Regions from separate parts of the Homo sapiens genome. Here region 2 is linked to region 1. The links are chromatin contacts, found by Hi-C or POLR2A ChIA-PET in ENCODE. All regions are on one chromosome and are shown on one strand. Each heading gives the region's core, a stretch centred on a gene start or an enhancer-like site at or near the end of the contact. The rest is flanking DNA. Distances are from core to core; before and after follow the strand shown.

What was found. A loop is a pair of places that touch in the nucleus more often than their neighbours do. ChIA-PET counts read pairs that join two places held with the same protein, here RNA polymerase II (POLR2A). Pooled maps may share reads with other maps.
Region 2: a loop to region 1 is called in a pooled map, with 6 times the contacts of the local background. The contact joins the promoter of SMIM1 here to the promoter of ARHGEF16 in region 1. A Hi-C loop is called at or near these places in 5 of 50 pooled maps. POLR2A ChIA-PET finds 5 or more read pairs at or near these places in 2 of 52 experiments (H1 and HepG2).

What each region holds. Positions count from the first base shown.
Region 1 is chr1:3,451,503-3,457,011 of GRCh38, forward strand. ARHGEF16 (Rho guanine nucleotide exchange factor 16) reads left to right here and starts at 3,163. Exons shown (of 15, transcript NM_014448.4): 1 at 3,163-3,309. RefSeq lists an enhancer at 1,245-1,997.
Region 2 is chr1:3,770,292-3,775,800 of GRCh38, forward strand. It overlaps SMIM1 (small integral membrane protein 1 (Vel blood group)), which reads left to right and starts at 2,458. Exons shown (of 4, transcript NM_001288583.2): 1 at 2,458-2,497; 2 at 2,772-2,890; 3 at 5,008-5,192; 4 at 5,504-5,509. The coding sequence starts at 5,083. CCDC27 (coiled-coil domain containing 27) reads left to right here. Exons shown (of 12, transcript NM_152492.3): 12 at 1,110-1,354. The coding sequence ends at 1,232. RefSeq lists enhancers at 841-1,519, 2,806-3,321, 3,322-3,837, 4,577-4,721, 4,870-5,385 and 1 more, a silencer at 1,865-2,744 and cis regulatory regions at 4,665-4,681, 4,673.

The DNA of each region.
Region 1 (5,509 bases), core at 1,913-4,412:
AAAGGCTTATTTACCTCTTTCTCCAGGAATTTCTGTCTCTGCACCTGTTGTCCAGTGTTAGAAAGAGTTGTTTCTCGTATTTTTTGTTCCATGTTTGAGTTGTTTGTGGTGACAGACAAGTCTGGTACCGACTACTTCGTCATGGCCAAAACACCTGACATGTTTTAAATTCTCAATTTGGGGAAGATACATGGGGTTGCTTTTATATATTTTTATATAAAAATATAAATACTATATGCATGTCTTTGTAAACCAGAAATGGTCCCTAATGATGACTAGGGATCCTGGGCTTTGGCGTCAGACAGACCTGGGCTCTAACTGTGGCTGGGCCACTTACCAGCCAGGTAACAAGGGGCAAAACATTTCTCCTCTCAGTTAAGCGGGGGGCATCTGAGGGGCTTTCTGTAAGAATTCACTAAGATGACGCGTGCAAGGCCCCCAGCATGAGGCTGGCACATAGTAGGTGCTTAATGGGAAGTAATGACCTGCTATTTTAGGGTACAAGGAGGAGGGGCATTTGCTCCTCAAACCCAACCTTCTTCCCACCAGCCCGGCCCCCCCAGCCATGGGCCTCCACCCACCCAGCAGAGGCGTCTCTGTCCTCCATCCCACTCACAGCCGCGCCCTTGGGGCCCTTTCCCAGCTGCCTACGGGCTGGAGAGGACACCCATGGAACTGCAGTGGGTAACAGGGCAGCCCAGCGTTGAGGGCCTGAGAACTGAGGGCTGTCATGGCCTTCCCTCCACCCCGTGTGCTCCTTAGGGCCCCAGGGAGGGAGGGGAGCAGGTGGGAGCACCGCCCACTCGGCCTGGCAGGGAGGACAAACCTGCCCAGCAGCCTCAGCTCACCCTCAGCCCTGGACACCTACCCTGGAAGGTCGAGCCAAAAGGCCTCCCGAGGGGCTGCTGGCCTCAGGTACCACCTAAGGCTACGGGCTGTCTGTGCTGTGGCCCCAGTGGCTGAGTAAAAGCTTGGAAAACTCAAAGCAAGGCCCGCAGGAGCTCAGGCCACCTCAAGCCGCAGGAAAGGAGCTCTGCTCCCGCAGATAGAGGTGTGCTTTCTGGCTGGCACACTGGTGCTCGGCCAGAGCGCTGCCCACCCTACAGCAATGCACAGTGGCTGTTAAGCTTGGGGGATCCACATCTTCTCCCCTGCCAGTAATGTGGGAGGGGAAGGCCCCCAGGGCAGGCTGAGCCACAGGCTCGGGATCCCACCACAGAGGTGCAGGAAGTGCCACGGGCCGACCCCACTGGCAGGCCTCCCACTGGCAGGCCTCCCCGGAGTCTCTCTCTCCTTGCGAGCCCCTTAGGTCTCCAAGCTGGTTCCTTCCAACCTCTCCCTTAGGCCTCATGCCAGGGCGATCTCCTGCGCCAGCATCAGGCCCTCATTTACAGCAGAGGTGACAGAGGCACAGAGAGGTCCTGACGCCAGCTCAGGTGACATCCCCAGCAAAGGGACCATCCCAAGCACACGCTGAGTGGCCTCTGGAAGCCAGCAGGACATGGGGAGACGAAGCCAGACCCAGGGTGGCTGAACGGGCCCAGCAGGGGCTGGACAGAAGGTGTGGGGTTGGGGGTAACTTGGAGGCAGCTACTGAAAGAGGGTTTTACAGGAAAGCACTCAGTGGGAATCAGGAACCTGGGTCCTGCTGACTGGCCTGGGGCAAGGCTTCTGTCCCCTCACTGGGCCTCAGTGACCCCACCGCACCTCAGTCCCCTCACGGGTCAAGGCTCCGGGACACCCCAGCTCCCTCCGGCAGGCCGGGCCTCGTCGGTGCAGTACCCATCATGGACTCAGGAGGGCAGCAGCCACCTGCCTTTCCCAAGAGCTGCCTGGAAGTGGAACCTCCCCACAGGCGGCTCCAGGTGGAGGCTGCAGCCCACAGGGGTCAACTCTTAGCTCCTCCCTCATCCACCCTCCCTCCCAGGGGATGGATGGCCCACGGGACCCATCCCTGAGGCCAGCCTGTGCCCTGCCCAGATGGCACCTGACACCCAGGCAGCCCCAGCCACAGGGCAGACATTGGGGGACTAGTGGGTGGGGCGACCAGAGCAGGAGGGGCAGGGCAGGCCGCCCCTCTACCTATGACACCTGAGAAAATGCCAAGTGACAGCCCCAGAGCCTGTGGTGTCTCCTCAACCCGCAACGGGATCTCACGGCCGCCCAGGCCAGGGAGGCAGGTCCTGGGAGGAGGGTGGTCAGTGCCTCTGGCTGGCACACCGGTGCCCGGCCCACGACCCCAAGGCCTGGGGTCAGTGAGGGGACGCTGGTAGAAGCTGACCCAAAGCCCAGTGTGGATGTTCACATGGAGGCCTTTGGCAACAGGCCTTTCCTGAAAAGGGGATGATGGAGGCAGGTCAGAAGTGGGTCTGAGCCCTGGGACCTCAGGTCACATTCCTGAATGGCCAGGCCCAAGCTTGGGAGGCTTGGCTCAGCCCCCAGCCCCTCCCACAGCACCAGGTGGCCTGATTCCTGAACCCCCAGCTGGGGGGCTGCTGCAGCCTCTGCCCGGGGCCCTCCCTCACTTTCACACGGGTTCCCAGCAGGCGGAGCAAGGAAAGGCCAGGCTCGGAGTCCAGGCTCAGCCTTGTGCACGAGGGCGAGCGCCTTCCTTTCCAGGACTCGGTCCTTCTCTGTGAAATGGGGATGACCGCGACTCAACCACACCAAAAAGGTGGCCAGAGTGCTTTGCGCCCTCTTGGCTGTCTTTGGCCGCCTGGCTTCCAAGAATCCAGAGGGCCGGGCCTTTCTACAGCAAACATCGGTCCCCGCAGGGCTGGTCTCCTTCCCCGAAGGCTTCCTGGAGGAGGCAGTGGAGCGGGGCCTGGAAGGACAGTGACGCAGGAGGGAGCCGAGCCGCTCTGGCCCCACGCCTGGCAGGCGACTCCCGGGCCGGCCTCGAGGGGGCGTGGGCGCGGGGAGGGAAGGCGCAGGCACCGGGCGGCGGCGGCTCGGCGGGAATCGAGAGGCGCGATCCAGTCCGGGCGATCACGTGGGCTCCAGCCGGCCCAGGTGGGGCTGTGACCTGTGACGCAGGCGGCGCCGCCACAGGTGCCCGGGACGCGCCCCGCCCCCTCCCCGGCCCTCCCCGCCCGGGCCCTCGGACCCGGAGCAGCCCCGCCCGCCCAGCGCCCACCTGCGGGGCCGCAGCCGCCGCCCTCCAGCCAGACCGCGCAGGAAGCGGAGGAGGCGCCCCGGGCCGGACCGCGCTGCCGCAGGAGCGAAGCGGCTGCAGGACAGGACAGGACCCGGCGCTGGAAGCTGCACCGCCAGCGCGCCGCCCCTCCGTCCCTCCGCCCCGCGGCGCAGGTGAGCCTGGGGGACAGGTGAGCCGGGGGACAGGTGAGTCGGGGCTCGGGGGAGCCGGGTGGGGGGATTAGCCCGGGGGAGGCGCCGGGAACCCGGGGCGCTTCTCCTCCCCCTCGCTTTTCCCGCAAGCCCCGCCCCGGCAGCCGCAACAACTTCGCGACCCTCCTGGGGCTCCGCCGGGGCGGGAGAGGCGGGGCTCGCGGGCTGAGCCGGATGCGACTTTGGACCCGCCCCCCCACACACACCAGGCAGCCCCCTGCTTGCCCCCGCCCGCTCGCTCGCTGCCCTCTCTTGACCCCGAGTGGCCGCTTCCTCTTCCTAAAGGAAAACTTCCATGCAACCGGAACCTGGGTTCAGACTTGAGCGCCGAGGACTCTGGAAGCCCCAGGGAGTTTGAAAGAGCATGGGGTGGGGGGCGGAACAGAACGACCCTCCCGGGAGCTCTTTGGGGAATCTGACACCCAAACCTGCTTTGGCCCCAAAATTTCAGAAAAGCCCCGAGAAGGAAGAACCCCACACCCAAGACAAACCCAAACCATACGCCCCTCCCCCACCCTTGACCTTGGTGGGCGGTGGCAGGGAGGGACCTGCTTTGTCTCCCCTGAGAAGGGAGATGGGGAGGGGGAGGGGTGCGTCCCACCTACCAGGGAGCCGTGGCCGCTTGTCTTGGCCGCTCAGCCTCTTTCTGCGTCTGTGAAATGGGAACAGTATCCCTTTTGAGATTTGAGCAGGTGGGGGGACTGAGGGAGTGGCAGCGATGGCAGGTCTTGGTGACCTCTGCTTCTGACCTGAATCAAGGCCTGAATCTTCTCTGTGTCCTTGAGGGGAACAGTCTGTGCACCACCTAACATGGGGGCCTAGGGGGTGCGTGTGGGCCTGGCTGGGGGTCCAGCAAGAGGGTCCAGGTGCTGTGCCTGGCTGCAGGTCCTGACCCCTCCGTGGCATAGTTCCCAGGTGTGTGGGTTTCAGGCTCACATCCTGGCTCTTTGTGAACTAAGCAGCTCTTGGGGCCTCGGTTTCCTCATCCGTAAAATGGGACTAGTAGGAGTGTTGAGTTAGAAGATGTTGACCCACAAGTGTGCCAGGCAGACGTGGACCCTGCTGTGCGATGCCCACAGCCAGCAGAGGGGAACAGGGTGAGATGAAAGGTACTGTCCAGAGCAGGAGCCATGGGCTGAAGGTAGGCACTCCTCACCCACCCCAGTCTTGCTGGAAGGGAGGTGTCTTGGGGGCTTCCTGGAAGAAGTAAGTCACCTGGACCAAAGTCACCTGGAGGGTGGGATGGGCCCTCCCTCCACCTGGACACTGGGGAGAAACCCTTGTTGGGGGGCCTCCCTGAGGTCGCTGGCTCTTCGGGGGCCATCTCTGACCCACAGGACCACCCTATGTGGGAAGCACTTTCCACCTACACATGAGGAAACTGAGGCACAGAGGTGAAGCAGTGAGAAGCGGCGTGCCAGGGTCCCCACAGCTCACATGTGACGCGCAGGTCCCCATCCTGAGGATGGCCATCTGTGTTCACGTTGTGATCCAGGCGCAGGCGCTCCCCGCGAGTTTGGGTCTGAGTTTTAGTTTTGGTTTCCAGATGGATCTGGGCTGCTCCTGTCCTTAGCACAGGGGACCATCCGTCTGGAGCAGCGTCCTTATTTCTAGTGACTCCCTGGCTGAGGCCAGAACCCCCACTCCCCCCGGTCCCCATTTGGGGACAGCCATCCAGGTCAGGACAGGGCCTGGCCAGCAGTCCCACCCCCGCAGGCCACATTCCCTCTGCACCTGGTTTCCTTACCTGCCCGGGAAAATACCCACCTTCCAGAAGTTTGGGGAGGGGCAGAAGACAGTGGATGACAGGGCATTCAGAGGGCACTGTCTGTGTGTCTGTCCTACAGCGGGTGAACGGGTGGCAGGAGACCTGTCACCCACACGGGCACCTGTCAGAGGCAGGCTCTGATTCCCACCCTTTGGGGGAACCCCGTGAGTGGCAGCAGAGCCAGGGACAGCAGCTGGGTTTATGGGATGTCTCATTCAGAGCCGGAGCTGGGGAGTGACTGGAATGCACTTTGGGCTGAACCAGCTATGTCCAGGTGGGAGGGCCAGGTGCACTTCCCCGCCCCCACCGCGCAGGGTGGCTCTCTGCTTAGCTGCCTAGGATTTCCCTACCGCAGCCCTAGGGACCTTGATCCAGATAACAGGTCTCTCCAGC
Region 2 (5,509 bases), core at 1,208-3,707, 320 kb after region 1:
GCAGACCCCTCCCACCCCGGCCACAGCCTCCTGGGCTCCTTCCTGACCAGGGGTCCCCAAGCAAGGGCCTCGGAGAAGTAGAGGGGTGTAGGAGAATTCAGGCCTTGGGGTCACTGGGCATGAGGGGGTCACCACCCACCAGCTGGGGGCCACACACTCACTTTTCTGAGCCATAGATGCCTCCCTCTGTGATGGACAGCGCATGCTCACCTGCAAGGTGTCGTAAGACTCAGAGCTCTGGGAGCCGGGCACCGGCTATGGCTCTGTGTGGGGCTGTGTACTACGAAGGGGTCACCTCTCACCAGGAGCTGCTTTTGTTCCCAAGACCCACACTTCACCCTCTGGGGCTGCCCTTGAACCCCAGTGTGTGCCCCTGACCTTCCAGCACCCACGTTCCTGGGGCCTGGTTCCCTTCCTCTGCAGAGTGGGGGGCCCTGGACAGTGCCTCTCCTGCAGAGCTGTAATGTGGAGAGAGGTCTCTGCGGCCTTGGTACTGTTGTCTGGGGGAGGGGAGGAGGAAGGGGAGAGAAAGAGGAAGAGAAGAGGGAAGACAGAGGATGGAGGGAGTTATTCCCACCGCACAGTAGCCAGGGAAGAGCACCTTTGCTTGCTTGCCATAGCCTGACATGAACCAGCAACGGCCCAGAGAGGAGAATGGAAGAGAGGTGGGGACAACATTCCCTCTGTACAGGACAGAAGGGACTTGAGGGACAGATGTGACGACCTCAAAGATCTCTAGGAGTCTGGGGCTCCTCACAACTCTAAGAGGGCTGAAGAGGGGGCTTAGTGCAGGCTTCTGCGGGCTGGTGGTGTGCACCTGCCCCCGGCTCCGCATTCTGTGACTTCACTTCCGTGGCTGAAAATCAGCCACTGTGGGAATATTCCCACCACAGAAACTGGCAACGCCACAAAGCCGAGGGTTGTTTGTTTTTTCTCCCCCTGGAGAGCCGGTTGTAAGTATTCACCAGCACACCCCTGCTGCAGCAAGCCTCTCTGGAGGAGGAGGAGAGGGTGGCGTCCCGGGCAGCTGGCACGGACTGTGCAGACCGGCCTCAAGGCCAAGGTGAGGAACTGGGAAGGCCACCTCGACGGCTGTGTTTCTTGTGTAGAGAATTATCTCAGAGAGAAGCGACTACTATAATCAGCTGAAGCAGAAAGGCGTCAAAGTGCCCCCCCTGCAACAGTCAGAGGCCTTCCTGACCAGCAAATCCAAGAAGGGGACCTCCAAGTAGGCCCAGCCAGGCCCCCAAATACGGTCAGCCCAGCAGAGGCCGGGGCCCAGCTCCAGAACCACCCGCCCCCACCATGCGTCCTGCTCTCAGACTCAGAATTAAACCCCGGTGTTGGCACTGTCCCACCTTTTTCTTCTCTGGGATCCACGCGGGGGCCTACTCTCCTCTGCGACCTTGAGCTACAAGGACACTCCCCATTCCAAAGCTCACTCACAGGGAGTCAGCACACCAGCCTGTGCCCCTAGCTCCTAACAGGTCCCCTTGCGGCACCAGGCTGCCAGAGGCCTGAGCCGGGGTGTCCGCCCAGCACTCAGCACAGACCTCACGCCTGAGCAGAAGGGGTCTGTGACCTTCTGCCCTGGGGGCTCTCCTGGCTGGGGCACTCTCTTGCTGGAGGACCCCTCTGGAAGATGGTGAGGGTGGGGGGCTCTGTTCCCATCCCCCCGCTCCTGGAAGGAAAGCTTTACGCACGGGAACGGTGTCTGTGGTCCCCGACGCTTCCCCGGCGCCTCTGAGGCTCTGGGCGCCTGAACACCTTCGGAAGGGACTCTCCCCATTACCCTTCTCTGCTCCCCACCCACACCTGCTTCCCTTCCCGCCGCGAGCACCGAGCGTGGGCCACGTGCGGGCGCCACGCCCCTCAAGCCCCGGAGGAGGACGGTCCCCGCGGCCGGGTCCCCGAACCCAGCATTCAGGCCCAGACGCGCCCAGAGCCTCCCGCAGTCTCGTCGGCGCTGCAGCCGGGTCCCCGCGGGGCTGGGAGGCTCGTGGCGTCGGAGGGGCTCCAGCAGGGGTGAAGGAGGTCGGGGACCCTGGAGGCCCCAAGGGCGAGCCGTCTGGGGGCAGAAAGTGCAGCCCTCTGCAGACCCTGCCCGGCCCCCCTGCACCTCCTGGCCCCGGGGCTGGGCGGCCTAGAGCCCCGGCCCCTTCCGGACGAGGCGTCTCCCGGCCCCACTCGCCCCGCCCCCAGCCCCTTCTGGACCAGGCGCCTCCCCGCTGCGGCCCTAGCCCTTCCCCGCATGGCCCCGCCCCCCTCTCGCCCCGCCCCCTCTCGCCCCGCCCCCGGCCCCTTCTGGACCAGGCGCCTCCCCGCTACTGGCCCCAGACCTTCCCCGCATGGCCCCGCCCACCACTCTAGCCCCGCCACCTTCCGGACCAGACACCTCCCCGCTGCTGGCTCCAGCCCTTCCCCGCGTGGCCCCGCCCCCGCCCTCGCCCCCTGCCCAGGCCCGGCCCCTGCGGAGCCCAGAGACGCGGGGACACAGGTGAGGCGCGCGGGGTCCGGGCTGCGGCTTCCCGGTGCGGCCGCAGTGGGCAGGTGCGACTGTGCGCGGCCTCGCTGGCTGAGAACTGGCGGGGGTGGGGGCGTGCCCTGGACTGACCCCCACCGGCCTAACCCGCGGTGCGGGGCCAGGGCCGGAACTGCCCGCCCGGCTCCTTGCCCGGCTCCTTGTGGCTGCTGGGGACCCCCGACACCAGCCACTTTCCCTTCCCGGCCCTTAGCAAGATCGGCTTCTCCGGTCACCTTTATTTTTTTAGGCTCGAGGCGTCTGCCGCACCTCAGCCCACGACCTGCCCCGCTGGGAGGTGCGGGCCGCTGGCCAGGCCCTGACCGCAACCTGGCCCAGAGGCCCCAGCCCTCAGGCAAGGTTCTCCGGGTAAGTGTGGGGCCCTGAGGCGCTGTGGGGTGAAGAGGTCTATGGAGGGGCGCCTGTGTACCTAGGGCCTTCCTGCACTCACAAGCCCCCAGGAGGTGCCAGGATCCGGGAGCCTCCCAGGGCCTGGAGGGGAGTCCCTGATGGGTTCCTGCCGCCACACCTGTGACCATCACATGAGTGTGGAGAGACGTTTACTGAGCAAGTGAGGGAGGCCAGCCTCAAGGGCCGGCTCTGGTGGCTGTGCACCGGGGTGACTTGGGAACAACGTGTTCTACGTCAGCAAGACAGGAACCCATGATCCCAGAGTTGAACACACTGGGCTTGACCCCTCCCACCGGGAGGCCCATGGTGGGCTGCTGCTGTGGACTTGGAGCCTCAGCACTCCCGAGACTAATGCTGCGTGGATGTCGGGTTGCAAGGCGGCTGCTGCAGCTCCAGCAGCTCCAGCCATCACGTCGAGTCTGGAAGAAGGAGGTGGCTGCTGCTGCTTTCACAGAAGCAAACTCTCCCATCCCCTGCTGCACCCTGGCTCCTGGACCCCAGCTGGGTGACTTGGGAAAGCAGGGGTGGTGGTATTAAGCTTGTCTTACCCGGGTCATGGCTGTTACCTGGGGCTGGCACATTGCTGCTGGGACCAGAATGGGATTCTGCACACCAGGCAAGAGGGCGTGAACCTCGGGTAGGCAGCTGACCGCTCCACATGCTCCGGGAAAACAGCACCCATACTCCAGTAGAGGCTGGGCCTCTCCGGGCCTGAGTGCCAGGCTGCACTGAGCCAGGGCTCCCACCGAAGGCACACTTTATGGCTTTGAGACAGCTCCTTCTGCCTCTCTGGGCTTTGGGGGAAGGCAGACATGGAAGTGCCGGGAGTCTCAGAACTGCCTGGGGCCTGAGTTTCTGAGCTGGCTTCTTGCAGGGGAGTGGCTGCTGTGCCTTTAGGCCTCTGTGCCGATGACCTGGGAGGAAGGTCAGCCTTCCCCGCTGGAGGGGGCCCAGCAAAGCCTCAGCTCCTAGAAGTGAGGGGCCTGCCATTGCCTGCCCGAGGACCCCACTCCTGGGGGCCAGATGCTGAGAGGGGACACTGGGGGCCCAGCAGACCAGAGAGCTGACCCCAGTCCCACAGCCTGGGTGGGTTGTCAACTTCTCGTGCCCCCTCCAACTCCTCCACCCCCACACCCCCTTAGGTAAATAGGAGGTCGAAACAGAGGCCAGAGGGTAAAGGAGGTGCTTAGAGTCCGGGCTGGCTCAGGCCGGCCGGGCAGCTGTGCTAGTGCTTGGAGTTCCTGCTCAGTCCCCGTGGTCTCCTCGCCCCTCTGGGCACTTGGGCTGCCAGGCACCGAGCTGAGTGCCGAGATGCAAAGATGAGTCCCAGGTCTGCAGGAGTTGGAGCCCAGCAGGGAGCTGGCCTTGGGGCCGGGCCCCTCCTGCTCTGGGCAGCCACCCAGCCCTACGACCCTCCTGTCTCTGTAGGGCCTCCCCAAGGCCTTGAATCCACCCCGGCCCCGTGCTCAGTGCATCATGCCCCCCAAGCCCCAGCCCTCCTAGAGGTGTGGGTGGGGGAGGGGCTGCAACCCACACAGGCTGAGGACACAGCTGCTGCCACTGCCTGGGGCCAGCCACGCATCCTCCCCAGACAGGGACCGGTCTAGCTGTACCAGCCGCTGCCCCGGACCTGCTGCCCTGCCCCACCCCCCCCTCCCCTGGCCAGCCTCCCCAGAGGCCAGAAGGCGCCTTATCGGGCAGGGTTAAGGAGGGGGACAGTTATCAGGGGCTGCAGCCTAGATTGGGCCACAATGTCCTCGTCTCTTGAGGGTGGCAGGCTGTGCAGGCTCCCTGATAAAAGCACCGGGGAAGGGAGGCTCCTGGAGTGTGCTGGAAGGAAACACTGGCCTCCCACATGCCTGAGGTCAGGGCTTGGCCTGAGATGGAATTCTCGCTTGGTCCCATCCTCCCGGCCTGACCCTGGGCAAATGACTCTACCACTTTGTGTCTAGGTCACCTGTTAAGTCAGGCGACAGACCCGGTGAGGGAGTCAGCCCCCGACCCTTAGTGCCCCTCTCCTAACAGCAGCCTCAGAGGGGGTCTTGACTGCCGCCCTCCATCCGCTTGTTTTACAGTGAAGCCACAGCCTGGCCACCTGTCTTGATCTCCCCACCGAGAAGGCCCCGCCCCTCCCGCTGCAGCCCCACAGCATGCAGCCCCAGGAGAGCCACGTCCACTATAGTAGGTGGGAGGACGGCAGCAGGGACGGAGTCAGCCTAGGGGCTGTGTCCAGCACAGAAGAGGCCTCACGCTGCCGCAGGTGAGGGGCCTGAGGGCAGCCTGCCAGCCATAGCAGGCTGGTGTCTCCCTCCAGAGACGCCTGCCCTAACCCCTGCTACCGGCCCCATCACCCTCCACCCCATCCTGGCTGGGAGCCCACGGTCCAGCAGCTCAGCAAACCGCAGCCTTTGGCCTTCCCTCTGGTTGGCTGTGGGCGGGGAGAGCTTCCTCTTGACTCCAGCAGAGCGCCCAGGCCCCTCCCCCTGACCCAGACCAACGGCCACAGTCCACTTAGGGGGCCCCTCATGCGGCCCTGGCCTGGGGCTCACCTCCAGTTGGTTCTCACCCCAGGATCTC